Regions from separate parts of the Homo sapiens genome. Here all the other regions are linked to region 1. A link is a contact called in ENCODE Hi-C or POLR2A ChIA-PET data. All regions are on one chromosome and are shown on one strand. The core of a region is the stretch at or near the end of the contact, and the rest is flanking DNA. Distances in the headings are between cores, read along the strand shown. Region 1 has its middle 36 kb from the start of KCNJ1. Region 2 overlaps LOC124902789 (a long non-coding RNA gene). Region 3 overlaps LOC124902789 (a long non-coding RNA gene).

Region 1 (2,948 bases), core at 399-2,898:
TGCCGTGCAGTTTTACATGGCCACAGCATGGCCACGTGGAAGGAATGGTCCAAAGAGGCAGAAGTTTGGTGCCAAGCCGACTTGAGTTTGAGTCCTGGCTTGATCAGTCAAACCACCAGAGTCTTTGAGGGGGCATGGGATGATTAAACAAGTATTTTGGGACTATATCTCTTGTGTTGGCATGAGGGACAGATTAGAGAATTAGAGGCAGAAACTAACTTTTGAGGGAGGCAGAGAAAGTGTCGTCATTTCCATTTTTCAGGATGGGAAACTGAGTCTCAGAGACCCTATGACTTGCCCAGGTCATGTAGCTGTGAAGTGGGGAAGCAGGGGTCAGAAGCCAGGGTGCCTGCCTGCTAGTTAGCCCAGCGTTCTTTCCTGTGCCTCTCCCCTTTCCTGGAGCCACCCACAAACTTTGTGCCTGGCAGTCACTGTTCCTGAAGGAAAATGCACCTGGAAGGTGGTAGCCAGGATCAGAAAGGCAGGTGAGTCTGGGAATGGATAAAGCCCTGCACCCTTGCACTGCTTCTTTTGGGAACACAGAGGCCACGTGTATCTACAGTTGCACTTAGCATCTGAGGAAGCTGGGAAGCCCTCACTGGAAGGGAAGACACGGAGGCACCTTCATCTACACCAACAAAGTGAAAGTAAGCAATCACTAATGAGTGGGCTGTTGAGGCCACCAGCAAAGTTGTTTTTAGTTGAACTAAAAATGGCAAGTAGAGACCACAATTATCCCTATGGTTATCTCAGTTCCCCACATCAATGGCCAGATGCAACCTGAACCTGTGATAGCCTCGGAAAAACACAGCCTGATGAAGCATAAAAGAAAAAAGTAGGCAAGGAAGGAGGAGGGATGAAGGCAAGAAATAAGGTGCAAGGTTCAGGGGCTTTGAAGACAGACAGATTTGGGTCAAATCCCAGATTTCCCACTTATTGGCTGTGTTTAGCTTGAACAAATTCTTAGCCTTTCTGAGTCTTTTTTCCAGTTGTGAACAACAATAATACCTACCTTAAAGGGATAGTGTACAGATATAGTATGAAATAATATTTAACAAAACACTATGTAAAGAACCTAGCACTGTGTCTGATATAGGCTCCCAATAAGCGGTAGTTTGAGTGATGATGATTATTCTGCCGATGATGGGCAAGGCCAAGGCAGGGTGGGTCTGGCTGATGAGCGGGGGTCCCATGCTGTGCCCTCGTTTCCTCTGTCCTGGGCCTCATCGTTTCCCAGCCTACATTCCTGGCCTTGCTTTCCATTTCCAGGCTTGATTTTAACCTGAGACACAGTAGCTCACCTTCCTCCCTGTGCCTGCCTCCGAGGTGAACTCACAGAATCCTAGAAGCTTAGCGGTGAGAGGGACCTAGGCAAAGCCTGACCCTACCCTGTTATTTCATAAGTGGAGAAACTTAGGGTCCCTAAGTTTCTGCAGGGGGGCCTGTTCAAGAGGAATAATGTGTCTTACCCAGCTTCAGAAAGAGTCGATTGCTGACCCATCCTGTGCTTCAGATTTCCCCCTGGGTGGAAGTGAAGACAGGGGAGGGTAGGGGTCGAGGGGGGATCCTACTAGAATGGGCAATCCTGAACTAACCTGCACTTTGTTGGCGAGGTGTGCTTTGGCCAGCAGGTGGCGCCATATACTTCCAGATCGCAAAAGTGAAACTGACCTGGTTGAAAAGTAGTCTGCCTCTGACGGTTAAGAGGGCTTGGCTATACCCAGAAAGCTCTTAATAATGCTTAGAATATTTAACAGAGATATATAAAATATTGGGCCTTCTAGTCATTGCTGGGGTGATAAAATGACCGTGAAAGACATAAAAAAATTTAAATTGTGATTTAAATATAGAAGTTTATCATTCTAGAGAGATTAGACTGGCTCGAAGAGGAAGTTGTTACCATGTGTTAGAGTCTATGAGATTCCATGTGCTTTACATTTTCCTGACAATAAAGCTGACATAATACCATGACTCCCATTTTACAGATGAGAAGTCTGAGGCCCAGAGAGGTTAAGATGCATGCTCATGGTCCATACACGGCTAGTCAGGGCAGAGCTGCTATGTATCTATATATTCAACATTTATACAGGGTTTATTATGAGCAGACATTATTTTAAGTGCTTTATAAGTATCTACTCATTTAATCCCAGTAACAACTGTAGATAGCAGAACAGGCACTTTTGAAAGCACAGGTTAGTCTGGGTCAAAATTCATGGGCTTTCCCAGGAACAGGCCAGCTCCTGTCTCCCGGAGGCCTGAGTCCAAATTCTTTTTCAGTTGCTTTCATATGAATTTGGTAACTCGCTTACCCTCTCTGAGTTGTGGGTTTCTCATTCGTAAGCTGATGATAATGAAACCAACCCCATGTGGCTGTTGAGAAGATCAATTAGTAGAACACATGACACAGAATTAACCACAAAGTCATATTCCTTGTTAAGGGATTATTTTTACCACAGACACCTAATAGATGAATTCACATAAACGCATGTTTGTTGCAGGATTATGTGTAGGGGTGAAAAGCCTAAGTGTACTATGACAGGGAAATCAGTTAATGCAGTGTGAAATGCTACGCTATTTTTTTTTTTTTTGAGATGGAATCTCCCTCCTGTCGCCCAGGCTGGAGAGCAGTGACGCGATCTCAGCTCACTGCAACCTCCACCTCCCGGGTTCAAGTGATTCTCCTGCCTCAGCCTCCTGAGTAGCTGGGATTACAGGCATGCGCCAACACTCTTGGCTAATTTTTTGCATTTTTAGTAGAGATGGTGTTTCACCATGTTGGTCAGGCTGGTCTCAAACTCCTGACCTCGTGATCCATCCGCCTCGGTCTCCCAAAGTGCTGGGATTACAGGCGTGAGCCACCGCGCCCAGCCTGCTATTTTAAACAAATATTTGGGCACTGAACAATGTCCTACAGACACATTTAGAAAATAAAATACACTAGGAGCTCC
Region 2 (2,777 bases), core at 225-2,724, 380 kb after region 1:
TTCTGCTGGTGGTGGGAAAAGCCCAACATTTGCAACAGATAAAAATCAGTGTTTAAATTCTGACTCTACCACTCAAGTTTACACACTCAGTTTACTATGTGACTTTGGGAATACATGTAACTTTTCTGAGCCTCAGTTTCCTCAAAATAACAATAGTGACACTTACCCCACAGATCTATTGTGAGGATCAGTGAAATACTTTCTATTGAGGGTCCAGGGTAGAACTTGACATATAGTAAGCAATGCTCAAGAAGTGTTTGACTTCTCCACTCTCCCCTTGCTTCTGCTGGGAAGCTAGGGAAGAGCTGTGGGCTCAAGATGGAGCCCATTCTTGGCAAAAGCCTGCTGGTGGGCCCAGGGAGCTTCCCTCATGACTGAGAAGGTCAGCCTGGATTTTCTAACACATCACTAATGGCCTGTTCTTGGCTCTAAGAGGAGAGGACTGTGTGTGTATGTATTTAAAACCACTTTGGGTAGGCCTTCCTGGTGGCTTCCTAACCAGTATGAAACAAACGGTTATATGTTGGTTTCAGTCCAGTTCCCAGCAGACAATCTTTTTTCAAAAAAACGTATGTGTCAGAAGGTATCACACAACAGGGCCACAACTGGCAGGAAGTAGCCCCCCATTATGCAACTGAGCCAAAGTTCTCAGAAGTGAATGAGCCATGGAAAATTAGAACCCCCCACTGAGCCTGGAGCTTGGTCTCTGCCAGAACATTTGGACAGCCAAGCTATGCTATAAAGAAGGAAAAAAGCAATGTGTATGTATCAGAGGGATGGGGTTCAGTTCTTCTAGTTCCTTTCCCAGGCTCCCATTTTGCACACAAGGATACAAGAAGGATGCTGAAGACATCCTAGTGTGAGAGCCTCAATCTTCCTCTCTACCAACTCTGATCCATATTGCTGCTCAAACTGGGATTCATATTCTCTGGACAAAGCCACATGCAGGCTCTGAGAGAGCACTGACCAGCTTGTATATATGGAGGTCATTACGTGTCAGACTCCCCATTCTCAGCAGTGCTTCAGGCTCCAGCCTTAATCCTAGATCCACTACCCCCTTGCAGTTGGTCCTGGGAGAGATTTTTGGGAGTCAGAGACTCCATTCCAAGCTGAAAGAACTTGATCAATGAATGTTTCCTTCACAGTTGTAAACTGGGAGATGAAGGAAAACAAATGAAGCTGTTAAAGGCCAGGGCTCAGAGTACATTTTCGGAATGGAAAGAGACTATATATAAAGAAATAGCAAAGGAGGAGTGAGCTGGTCTGACTGCAGGGTCTTACCTGAACACAATTCACAGGGAAAACTGCTGTGGCCCATTGCTCCCTGAGCAACCTCATGGGTGTGCTCTCCCACAGCCCATTCCAAACAGGTGACCAACCTGTGAGTCAGGCTTGCCTGGGCTGGAGGCAGCTGATACAGGGAATTCACCATTTCCATTCCCGTAACCTGAAAGCGTTGAACTTTGGTCTCTGAGGTTTCACTCCGACAGGGGACAAAACAACCCTTGTTTTTATAACTTGCCTACAGGTTATAAGGAAGGAACACTTTTCTTCCCTCTCCCACCGGCTGCCATACTTGGTCTTAGGTTTGTTTTTTTTTTTTTTTTTTTTCCTCTGAGCCACCCACCTCTTTCCTTGTCTCAGGTCAGACTTTCTTGGGTTTCAGATTAACTGTGCTTGATTTGTGACTCTGACATTTGGATAATTCACTTTCCCATTTTAATAGTTAACTCCCAGAGTCCAATGTGCCAATTCCTATGCTCGTAGACAGTAATGTATTTCTGGGATTCTTCTATCCTACCAAGCATTCTTTACTCTCTGAATTTCAGAAATCCGTCTTGAGGGCTTAATTCTCTTAGAATCAAAATACCGACTTCAGAAGCAGGCAGACCTAAGATCAAGTTGAGGGTCCTTGGACACATAACCATAAGTCTGAATCACTGTTTTCTCTTTTGCAAATGGGATAATACCTACTTGATAGAGTTGTTATATTGTTTAAATAGAATCATGTAATAAAGTGACTTTTAAAGGACCTGATACATGGCAAATGCCCAATAAATATTTGTTTCCTCTCCTTTATCCATTCTACAAGGTAGAGAGTCCCCCTTAAATTGTTTCATTAAATATTAGTTTTATGTATTTTTAAAAGGTTATATATATTGAAAATTTAGATAACATGAAAATATTCAGAAGCCAATTAGAAAACTACCTGATATTCTTCACTATTGAAATTTTAGTATAAATCTTTTCAGCATTTAATTATGTACACATATATTTGATACCAAACATGATTTTTATAGAGGTAAAATTGATATACAGTGATATGCACAGATTTTGAGCAGTTTGATGAATTTTAATAGGTACATTTGTGTAAGCAATACCCCAGAAAATTCCAATATCCACACCCTACCGTCAATCACTATTCTGATTTCTATTGGCATAGTTTTGCCTGTTCTTGAACTTTATAATTTATGGGCATTGGGTATAGTACTGAAAGGTTTTGCCTCAATAGTAAAGCAAAATTAGCCCGAGAGTAAATGCTGTTCTGTTCCTGCCAAATAAAGCTTAAAGGCAAGACTCGAAAGGGTCAAACTATTTCCAAGTAACTTAACTCAAGAGTATTTTTAGGAATACAAAAATATCCACCCAGTCCACAATGTCTGGCATCCAATAAAGAATTACCAGGCATACTAAGAAGCAGGAAAATATGACCCATAATGAAGAAAAAAATCAGCCAGTTGAAAATTTCCAAGAAATGACACAGACGATAGAATTAG
Region 3 (2,753 bases), core at 194-2,693, 410 kb after region 1:
ACGAGTTCATGGGTGCAGCAAACCAATATGGCACATGTATACATATGTAAGAAACCTGCATGTTGTGCACATGTACCCTAGAACTTAAAGTATAATAAAAAAGAAAGAAAGGAAAAAAGAATACTACACAGAAAATGGGCTAGAGAGTCCCGGGGTGGGGAACACAGCAGCTTTAGATTCATGGTTCCCTGCTGAGGAGGTGACTTGTGCTGAGACAGAAGACTTGACAATAGGGGGTGGGGGTCTCCCTGAGAAGAGAAGAGCAGGCTGACACTCCTGCACAGAGCACACTGGAAGGCAGAGAGAGGGCCTGGCAGGGTGGGTGGTCAGAGCAGATCCACCAGTGGACCAGGGCATGAGTTGAGTTTTTGTTTTTGTTTGTTTGTTTGTTTGTTTTTGAGACGGAGTCTTGCTCTGTCGCCCAGGCTGGAGTGCAATGGCGTGATCTCAGTTCACTGCAACCTCTGCCTCCTGAGTTCAAGCGATTCTCCTGCCTCAGCCTCCTGAGTAGCTGAGACTACAGGCGTGCGCCACCACTCCTGGCTAATTTTTTGTATTTTTAGTAGAGACAGAGTTTCACCATGTTAGCTAGGATGGCCTTGATCTCCTGACCTTGTGATCTGCCCGCCCTGGCCTTTCAAAGTGCTGGGATTACAGGCATGAGCCACCCCGCCCAGCCATGAGTTGAGTTTTATGGGCCGCCAGCGGGTGTGGCTTGTGGACCATGGTTAGGATCTTATTCCTGGTGGTGGGAAACTGTTGGAGGGTTTCAATGGGGCAGCAACATGATCAGATTCATTTTTTGGCAAGAGTGAACACAGAAAGATCTGTTAGGAGGATTCCACCTACATGATCTCAATGGATGATCATAACCCTGCAAGGGCTGACGTGTCTTACATTGGGACACTGAGGCTTTAGGGATCCCGAGTGGCTTTTGTAAAGCCACACTGCTGTTGAGTCGTGGAACCCAGATTAGAACCCAGGTGGCTAGGGTTCCAGAACCTGCTTTCATAACCTTCAGCATAGCGTTTCTCCCATCAAAAGCTTGTGTAAGCCACTGCCAGCATTGCTGTTAATTGTGGCTCACCAAGGCTTGGAGAGAGCTGGATGAGAGGGGAGCAGAGTCCAGCGTGGGTGGGGCTGGACTGGCAGTGGCAGAGGAGAGGCAGCTGCTGTTCACATCAGGGTCTGGATGGCCTTGTCGCCGCAGGAGGCTGCGCTGCTCCACCCTCCCAAGCGTTTCCCAGCTCCGTCACAGGGTCTCCGTTCCCACCACAGTGTGTCCCAGCAGTTCCATTTGTATTTGTACCCAGAGAGCTCCACTGAGGCCTGTGGTCACAGAGTGACTCCCTTCCATGTTCTGCCACAGGTTGCAAGCCATAGGGTGAAGGTCACACAGTTTTGTTTGGCCATAACAGCTGCCTCCATGGCAACAGCGTGTGATATCACTGGAAAAGCCATTTGTGGGACTCCAAGCTGGAAGGAAAAGGCAGAGTTGGAGAGAGCTGTAGCGGGAGACAGAGAAAGGGCAGGGTCTCTCCGGATGCTCCAAGGTGCTGGACGCACAGGTCCCTTTCTGTAGTCCTTGTCATGTAAGATCTTTTCATTTAGGCTAAGCAAATCCAGATGTTCTTCAAATAATTCAGGCATATTTGGCCCAAGCATAAACTTGTCTTCATTTTTCATCCAATCTGACAAACGTTTGCAATCGCCTCACTCTGTGAGTTCCAGGACACCTTCGGGCTGGAAGGGGTTAATGAGAACAAGCCCTCCCTGGTGGCTTCCCTTCCCCCTGGTGCTGCCCCTCGGCCCCTCCCAGGCCAGCAGGATTTGCTGTCCAAAGGCCCTCAAAAGACATCCAAGCAGTCTTTTCTTAGAAACAGGAAACTGTCTTCGGCCAAGTACAAATGAAGTGAAGCACCCAGAAACCTGAGGACCGCTCCAAACTGAGGCCTGGAGGCAGACAGGGAGGGCCCAACTCCTGGCAGGGCCTCCAGGACTCAGGCTCTCATGAATGAGACTGAGCTCAGCTGCAGCCTCAGCCATTCTTCGTTGCACTCAACCCATTATGTAGTGACGGTAACAAATTCATTGAATGACCTTCGGCATATATATATATATGTGTGTGTGTCTATATATATATATGTATATATATGTATATATATATGTGTGTCTATATATATATAGACACACACAGTATTTACACAATATTAGTTATTTGTTACTTTTTATAACCTCATCACCATTTCATTGGACAGACACTAATCACTAGCAGGATTGGAAATGTCACTGACATGCTGCTTAGGAAGTGATTTGAATAGAGGAGAATGGAATAAAATGGAGATCGTGTTTCTTTCTAAACACAGGAGGAATAGTGATGGGGAGACACAGTACAAAGGTGGGTAATTGGTATATCTTTTGTGCTAAGCTGCTTCACAATTCTGTAAACTATCTTTTAGAGGGCTAAATAAATATCTTCCAATTTCCTTGAGGACTGGGACCACATCTGTTCACTGTGGACTCCCTAGCACCTAGCTTGGTGCCTGGAATTGGTAGCTACTCAATAAATAGGTTTTTGGATGGATAAATGAATAAACAAACAAATAAATCAATGAACTTAATTCTTGATTTCTCAAGATCATAAAAAGATAATATTGAATTGGGGAATGTTACTTGCCAGATATTCGGGAAAGGGAATAGAGGAGAGAAAGACAGTTGGTATGCTGGTGGAAAATCACTTTCTCCCACGATGT

The links. A loop is a pair of places that touch in the nucleus more often than their neighbours do. ChIA-PET counts read pairs that join two places held with the same protein, here RNA polymerase II (POLR2A). Pooled maps may share reads with other maps.
Region 2: a loop to region 1 is called in a map of mammary epithelial cell, with 2.6 times the contacts of the local background. The contact joins two enhancer-like sites. A Hi-C loop is called at or near these places in 2 of 168 maps with a recorded cell type or tissue (MCF 10A and mammary epithelial cell), 1 of 37 single-sample maps with no recorded cell type and 2 of 50 pooled maps. POLR2A ChIA-PET finds 5 or more read pairs at or near these places in 1 of 52 experiments (Panc1).
Region 3: a loop to region 1 is called in a pooled map, with 2.2 times the contacts of the local background. The contact joins two enhancer-like sites. A Hi-C loop is called at or near these places in 5 of 37 single-sample maps with no recorded cell type and 5 of 50 pooled maps. POLR2A ChIA-PET finds 5 or more read pairs at or near these places in 1 of 52 experiments (OCI-LY7).

The regions. Positions count from the first base shown.
Region 1 is chr11:128,830,036-128,832,983 of GRCh38, reverse strand. No RefSeq gene overlaps it. Among named protein-coding and RNA genes, the nearest start is that of KCNJ1, 36 kb to the left of the region's middle. Within about 2 kb of position 1,648, at least 14 of the 41 ENCODE cell types and tissues checked have a DNase peak (open chromatin) inside an H3K27ac peak, as active enhancers do; they include mammary epithelial cell, where a contact is called at or near this core.
Region 2 is chr11:128,447,333-128,450,109 of GRCh38, reverse strand. All of the region lies in intron 1 of LOC124902789 (a long non-coding RNA gene), which reads right to left. Among named protein-coding and RNA genes, the nearest start is that of MIR6090, 74 kb to the left of the region's middle. RefSeq lists an enhancer at 645-1,844. Within about 2 kb of position 1,474, at least 12 of the 41 ENCODE cell types and tissues checked have a DNase peak (open chromatin) inside an H3K27ac peak, as active enhancers do; they include mammary epithelial cell, where a contact is called at or near this core.
Region 3 is chr11:128,423,606-128,426,358 of GRCh38, reverse strand. The region is part of intron 1 of LOC124902789 (a long non-coding RNA gene); the gene reads right to left. Among named protein-coding and RNA genes, the nearest start is that of MIR6090, 97 kb to the left of the region's middle. RefSeq lists an enhancer at 1,231-1,525. Within about 2 kb of position 1,443, at least 16 of the 41 ENCODE cell types and tissues checked have a DNase peak (open chromatin) inside an H3K27ac peak, as active enhancers do.